2 separate regions of the Homo sapiens genome follow, and region 2 is linked to region 1. Evidence: chromatin contacts called from ENCODE Hi-C or POLR2A ChIA-PET data. All regions are on one chromosome and are shown on one strand. The core of a region is the stretch at or near the end of the contact, and the rest is flanking DNA. Distances in the headings are between cores, read along the strand shown.

Region 1 (3,831 bases), core at 388-2,887:
GTCAGAAGGAAAAACTATTTCTGTCCCTCATTGTGGCTAATATCCAACGATTTCCACCTTTCAATGAGAAATGACATGAAAATCACTCTTGTAATGGACAACAGCAACCTTGGAAGAGCAAGCACCGTCTCTCTGTTTTCCAATGCAGCTTCTATTGAAATAAATGGCTTTACTAAATCAAGTTTCTCAGAAGCTTCCAGAGTAGCTTTTGCTCTAAACATCAACTTAATCAAACAATGCGCTCCTTTGAAGACTTGAAACATTCAGTTTTTAGACGTGGTAATTCCGAGTTGTCTCAGGGATGCCTTGCTGACTGAGATGGACCACAGCTTGGCTGGTAAGTTAATTTTAACTGTTAAACCTGTGAGAGCCGAGGGTTGCTGCCCAGCCAGAGAGCTGTGGGGATCCGTATCAGTCCCATAGAAGATGGAAATTATGGAATCAATAACAGCACAGTGTGATCTGGCAGCCATATAATGACTGAGGTTTCACGTCCTCAAGAAGTTCTGAAAGTCTTACACTAAAGCTCCAAGGAAAGGCCAAATCTATATGATGCCAAAATAATCAGCTGAAAAGTTGAAATTTTGGTCATTGCAGTTATTTGGTTTCATAAAGATCTACAAGCTGTCACATGACCAGGTTAAACTAAAATTTAAAAATCTGAATTCCAGTTAAGACATTTTGAGTATGTAGATACATGTGAATTCAGGATGGTGCTCACACTTAAAGAGTAGTAACTTTTCTTGTTAAATGTCGGCCTTAAGGCATTCTTGCCAGAGCTATTAAGTGTATGCCATAAAACACATATAACCAAGTTAATGTTGTTGTAGGAACCTTATCTTTGGAATTTCCTGACATTTGAGGGTTTCTCATTTTCCATTTTAGGATTGAAGGCCTAAGTCCTTGCATTTAATTTCCTGGGGCTTTAAAGAAATGAAGAAAGAAAAGAGAAGACAGCAAATAGAGAGGGAGAGAGAAAAGGAGGGAAAAGGAAGGAAAGAGAAGAGGAGAAAAGAAAAAAGAAGAGAGAGAAACAGGAAGAGAAAAAGAAAAATACGCTTTCTTAAACCGAGGATCTGAATCCGCTGGTTTTGCTCTTAAGGAGGTGAAATAATTGGCCTATGAAAATAAGCTGAATACATTCTCTAAGGCACACACAGCCTGGCCATGAAATTTGAAACCCTCATAACCTCTAAATCCTTAATCATTTCTTTCTTCAACCTTGGTTTGGCTTTCCTCCCTCAAAGAGGGTGGTGCGTCTGCCAAATTCGTGGTACAGTCCTTTTTGTTTTTAAGAGATAGGACCACAATAAAGAGCATACTTTATTTTTTTAAGAGTAGAAAGTGAATATCTTGCCCTAATCACCTCCATTGTACTATTTTAAACAAAATGAAAAACCCAAAGTCAAAATTGTTAAAACACAGCTGATGAAACCATATTCAAACTGGCCAAGAAAAATTTCATCTTTGGACTGAAATAAGTAACTTTAGCTGTTTATAAAGAAAACACTGGAAGACTGAAAAGCGCAGATGATAGTTAAGAGAGAAAAGATAATGGGAATAACTGTTCCCCAGGTTGACTCGCCTGCCCAGTGATGACACAGATGAAGGATTCCAGTTTCCCAGAATCAACCTGTCCCTGGGGGTGTGGGACCTCCTTGGAGGAAGAGCCAGAAGGGGCGTGGAAGGGCTGCTGTGGGAAGCACTGGGCAGGGGCAGGGAAGTCATGGGAGTGCTCGGGGACCCGGGCTTTGGCACTGGCTGGAGAAAGGATTTATTATTGGAGATGGATTCAGATTTTCTCAGAACATAAAGAAGGAAGCATCTAAGTTCTTCTCCAGACCTCAAGTAACACTGAAACTCAAACCTAGTAAAGATAGTGCAATCATCCTGTATGTATTCTGCAAAAAAAAGATAGTGCAATAAAACCCAAGTCTAGACCAGTCTAATTTATTTACTGATACAAAAATCTTAAAATATTAGCAAATAAAATTCAGTAGTACATTAAAAGAATAATAAACCAGGCCCGAATGGGAATTCATCCCCCACATTTAAGGATGGGTTAATATTAAAATATAAATTCAATATGAATGGATCAGAGCAGAAGAATCATATGATCATCAGGAGTTTCTGAAAAGTACTTTAACAAAAATCTAATCTCTAGTCCTAATTTTTAAAACTCTAAGTGAAAAAATAAATATAAATGGACACTAACTTGATAACATAAAAACATATCTCAAATAAGAGTGCCTGTGAGTGAAACTCTAGATGCGTTACCATTAAAGTTAGGGGCGAAGTAAGACTGTACGCTGCTTTCAGCACTACGATTTAACACTGTTCGGAAGTCTCAGCCAGTGCAATTTGGTAAGAGAATTAGGTATAAATTAAAAAGAAAAGGTAAAATGATGATTCTTTGTAGACAATATGGTTATATTCATAGTTTCTATGAATCAACTAACAGACTATTAGAAATAATAAGAAATTTAAGATGTCTTAAAAAATACACATATATATACACACAAACACACACAAAATAAGAGTTTTCTTAAATACAAAGACCATATGAGAAAAAAGACATTAACCATTGCATTAAAAAGAGAAAAGACTTAGAAATAAATGTAGCAAATACATAGCATGTCAAATAATTATATATTAATTACAAAAACCCCCACATATTTTATGTATGTGAAATTTGATAGTAATATTTAGAACATTCAGAAAAATACAGGCAGAAACACTCAAGACATTTTTGGAAAAGGTGAATAATAAGTAAATAAACAAACAAGAGGTTTATAATTACTAAAAAGGAGAGAGACAAAGTGATTATTATTTTTTTTTGCATATGACATGATGTTATATATAGGAAGTCCAAGAGGATCAACTGACTAATTATTAGCAACATTAAGAACTTTCTATAAGCTCTACTAGATATTAAAATACATTATGGTCTGGGTGTGGGGCTCATGCCTGTAATCCCAGCAGTTTGGGAGGCCAAGGCAGGCAGATCACTTGAGGTCAGGGGTTCGAGACCAGCCTGGCCAACATGGTGAAACCCTGTCTCTACTAAAAATACAAAAAATTAGCCAGGCGTGGTGGCGTGCGCCTGTAATCTCAGCTATTTGGGATGCTGAGGCAGGAGAATTGCTGGAACCCAGGAGGTGGAGGATGCAGTGAGCTGATATTGTGCCACCACACTCCAGCCTGGGCGATACTCTGTCTCGAAAAAAAAATAATAATAATAATACATTATGAAGTTAAAATAATAGTTTGGTACTGAAAAAAAAATAGCCTGATTAATTAAACAGAATGGAGCCAGAGAAAAATAAAACACTTCACACATATTGAACAGGCTCTGTACTAAGTTTATGTTATACATGTTAACTCATTCAATCTTCACAACAACTCTGTGAAGTGGTTACTATAATATAATTATCACCATTTTACAGATAGGTAAAATGAGGCCAACACAATTTAGTTGCTTGTCCAATGTCCCACAGCTAGTAAGTAGCAAAACTAGTAATGCTATATGCTCCTTATCACAGCATTATTTGTAAACTGGGAATAACTTATATATATTTACATATATATATACAAATATATGTAAATAAATTCTAGAATATGCAAACTTTTTCCCCCTTGAAGAGAACACAAGAAATTATGCTATTATGCTATTTACAGAGAAAGTGGGGAAAAAAAAGAAATTATGCTATTTACAGCCAAAAGAATCATCCTACATGACAGACCATGCTGAGTGGGGGGTGACAGGATTTAATTTATAGTTTATATTTTTAGAAGACTCCTCTGGCTGCTGAGGGAGGAATGTTCTACGGA
Region 2 (3,567 bases), core at 1,068-3,567, 80 kb before region 1:
ACTATGTGCTGCATATTCAAGGAGGTAAAGGAAGACAGGGTTTTTAAAGGAAAAGTAGGGAGGATCACATTGTTTTGAGATCATTATCCTTGGCTACAAGGATCCATAACAAGGCTGGCGCCAGTCTGAGGCTGGACAGGCAGTTGCTGGGCAGATGTCCTCACACAAGTATTTTGTGTGTCTGTGTGGCTCCATTTTGATTCTGGCAACTTTCACATGGTCATTTGTGAACGTTTGTTAGGCTGTACACTAATATCTGTATGTGTATTTTTAAAGTATGTATATTTTGGCAGGGCGTGGTGGCTCACACCTGTAATCCCAGCACTTTGGGAGCCAAGGCGGGCGGATCACCTGAGGTCAGGAGTTTGAGACCAGCCTGGTCAACATGGTGAAACACCGTCTCTGCTAAAAATACAAAAATTAGCCAGGTGTGGTGGCGCCCGCCTGTAATCCCAGCTACTCAGGAGGCTGAAGGGGGAGAATCGCTTGAACTCGGGAGGTGGAGGTTGCAGTGAGCCAAGATCGTGCCGCTGCACTCCAGCCTGGGGGACAGAGCGAGACTCCATCTCAAAAAAAAAAAAAGTAAATAAATTTAAAAAAAAGTATGTATATTTTACTTTAAGCAAAAATGAAAATTAAGATGGGGCAAGTGTGCTAAGATACTTGTACAAAGATGCTGTTTTCGATGTTATGATGTTAAAAACTGGAAACGTCCTGCATGTATAAAGAGCCAAAGGCTGATGAACTAATAGCTTTTAGTATCCCCACAGAATGGAATATTATGCAGTCATTGGGAATGTTGATAAAGATGTACATTTATTTGCTTGGAGTTATTAAGTAAACAATATAATGCGAAATAAGTTAAAAAAAGAAAGTATATTCCAAAAAGTGTCCCTTTCTGGGCAATATACAAATATGCAGACTATTAAGAAAGTTGACTAGTCTGAGGAGCTTGCTAGATACATATATTCCTGAGCCCACACACAAACTTGACTAATCCAAGGAGCTTGTTAGATACATATTCCTGAACCCCCACACTCAAGGATTCAGGGATTCTCATTCAGGCATCCCCCTAGTCCCCACCCACACACACCCAGCCAGAGTTTTTTTGAGAAGGAGTCTTGCTCTGTTGTCCAGGCTGGAGTGCAGTGGCATGATCTCGGCTCACTGCAACCTTCTCCTCCCCAGTTCAAGCGATTCTTCTGCCTCAGCCTTCCAGGTAGTTGGGATTACAGGCACGCACCACGATGCCCGGCTAAGTTTTTCTTGTATTTTTAGTACAGATGGGGTTTTGCCATGTTGGCCAGGCTGATCTTGAACTCCTGACCTCAGGTGATCCACCTGCCTGCCTTGGCCTCTCAAAGTGCTGGGATTATAGGCATGAGCCATTGCGCCCGGCCAGGCAGGTTAATTTTTATGCACAGCCTGGTTTCTACCATTCTGGGAGCATCTTTGAGAATTTGATGTAAACTGTGGATCTTCACCTCTGAAAAAGTAATGGACACACCAAAGCCTGGGTAGAACTTGGAGGGGCGAGGGGGTCCATAACTCCAGCTAAGAGGAAGGATGAGAGGTCACCTCCCCTCATTTTCCTCATTTCTATTTATCCTCGGAAGGCCCCTTGCTCCCGCTCCCTAAAGGTTGAGAACCCCTGCCAGGCAGTATGGCCCCTCTGGGCCATTGTTGAGGTCGGCGCCCCTCCCTTTTGTGTTTCTGTGAGGGTCGCTGGTGAGAGCTGAGGGCAGGGGTCACCTGGTAGTGGCCCTGAGGCTTGCTCTGAGAACCTGCCTCAGCTGTGTTCGGGGCTTTTCCTGCCTCCCCGCTGTCCCTGCTGTCCCCACTGTCCCCGCTGCAGGACAGCTCTTAGGTCGCCCTGAGGTTTTTGGCCTTCTCCACACCCTCCCTGCTTCTGGTCCAGAAAACGCAAGCTGCCTCTCTGGCTGCACACGGCTCATGACGCCGCCCCAGCGTTCTCACCCTCCATCTTGTTACCATCAGCCGCAAAAGGTCCCCCCGCCCCCCACCGTGTACAGGCAGTGCACATCCACTATTGCATTAATGCTGCTCTGGGCCCCTGGAATGAGATGGGAACGGGGTCAAAGTTGTGGCTATGTGTTGGAAGGTGGGCCGTGAGCAGTGTCGTAAACTTGAAGACCCCTAGAACAGTTTACTGACCTCTTTTTGTGTGTGTGCCTCTAAAAGCCAGGGACTACTCAGGCAGTGGACAGTTCCATGGCTTCTTCTAAGAGAACAAGGCAGTCAAGAAGAGTCAGGTCCATTTGGGAAGAGAGACGTCCATGGCCTCGGCCACCAGGTGGCATCACTGTCCCTTCTGGAAGAGCAGCGTGTCTGGGAAGCCACATCCGTCTACAGCTCCCGTTCCTCCCTAGCCTCCACTCTAGGGCAAGGGCCCAGCCTTTCACTAGGAGGCCTCACTCCCTGAACCCGAGGCACCGGCTCCGCCTCCTCCCCTCACAGTCCTCATGTGTCGTCAGTCCCGCTCCGAGGAGCACCTCATTTCTGTTGCCCATCACCACTCCTCTTAGCTCCATTGCTGAGCGGCCGGATGGGACGAACGAGGGGAACGTGTAGGGCAGGACAGGCTCCTCTTGGCCTTGGCATAATAAACAGAAAACCCACACATTTTTCTTACTTTTAATATCTAAGATAAAAAAAAAAACCCAACCACCAAAACAACCCATTTGCATGTCGGCGACACGCCTGGTCTCGGGCTCCCTTTCTGGGGCTGTCCTCCCAGGCGGCTCCCAGGTCCTCATCCAGGGAAGAGCCCAGCCTCGGCCAGAAGCCACCGCGGCCTCCAGTTCCGCACCGTGACAACCTGGGACCCAGCCTTTCAGAAAGGCCACCAGGAACTGTTTTTAAAGCATAGGGCTGCACTAGGAGGAAGTTTTCCCTTGAGGCTGAGAGTTATTTCTTGTGGAGAAATTTCATTTTATTGCCTAAAAAAAAGGAAAATGAGAACATTTCACAAGGCAGACAAAGGAGGGTGAGATAAATCTTGCCCTTTCCACCCAGAAGTGGTGCGGGTAACGGGGCCCCCACGCCACCCCAGGGAGCCTCATCCCTTGCTCTGGAGAAGCCAAAGGGGCTTTGTTCTTTCCAGAGATCCCCGTGGGGTCTTCCTCAGACTTGAGGGGGTTTGAAAGGAAGACCATCAGAGCTGTCTAGGAGGGCTGGCTGCTTCTGTGGTAATAAAGGAAGCACCGAATTAACACATCCCTCAGGAGCCAGGGGAGGAGAAAGTGCCCAGCAATGCTGTGTGTATTTAAAACACTCTGCTTCCAGGTAGCCCTCCGTCCTGCAGGAGGCACAGATATGGCGCCCTTCACAGGCCCTCTGGGAGGGCCTCACTGCTGCAGACACCTCCCTACTGGGGCCTCCGTCCTCTTTTTTGGCTGTCTTCATTCTCCCTTTCCCTTTAAGGGCCTTTTCACTGATTAAACTACAGTCCTTGTAAGTGTCACGTTTCTACTTTCCAGAGGAATTTGGACACCAGTGCGAGTCTTTCTTGCCAGACGTCCTTGTCTGGTTCCCGCCATGCTCCCT

What was found. A loop is a pair of places that touch in the nucleus more often than their neighbours do. ChIA-PET counts read pairs that join two places held with the same protein, here RNA polymerase II (POLR2A). Pooled maps may share reads with other maps.
Region 2: a loop to region 1 is called in a map of HepG2, with 17 times the contacts of the local background. The contact joins two enhancer-like sites. A Hi-C loop is called at or near these places in 6 of 168 maps with a recorded cell type or tissue (HepG2, K562, MCF 10A and 2 more), 4 of 37 single-sample maps with no recorded cell type and 8 of 50 pooled maps. POLR2A ChIA-PET finds 5 or more read pairs at or near these places in 4 of 52 experiments (HEK293, OCI-LY7, activated naive CD4-positive, alpha-beta T cell and 1 more).

Annotation. Positions count from the first base shown.
Region 1 is chr7:140,596,110-140,599,940 of GRCh38, forward strand. All of the region lies in intron 3 of DENND2A (DENN domain containing 2A), which reads right to left. Among named protein-coding and RNA genes, the nearest start is that of DENND2A, 43 kb to the right of the region's middle. Within about 2 kb of position 1,638, at least 4 of the 41 ENCODE cell types and tissues checked have a DNase peak (open chromatin) inside an H3K27ac peak, as active enhancers do.
Region 2 is chr7:140,515,779-140,519,345 of GRCh38, forward strand. DENND2A (DENN domain containing 2A) reads right to left here. Exons shown (of 20, transcript NM_015689.5): 20 at 2,642-2,960. The coding sequence ends at 2,929. Among named protein-coding and RNA genes, the nearest start is that of MKRN1, 38 kb to the left of the region's middle. Within about 2 kb of position 2,318, at least 11 of the 41 ENCODE cell types and tissues checked have a DNase peak (open chromatin) inside an H3K27ac peak, as active enhancers do.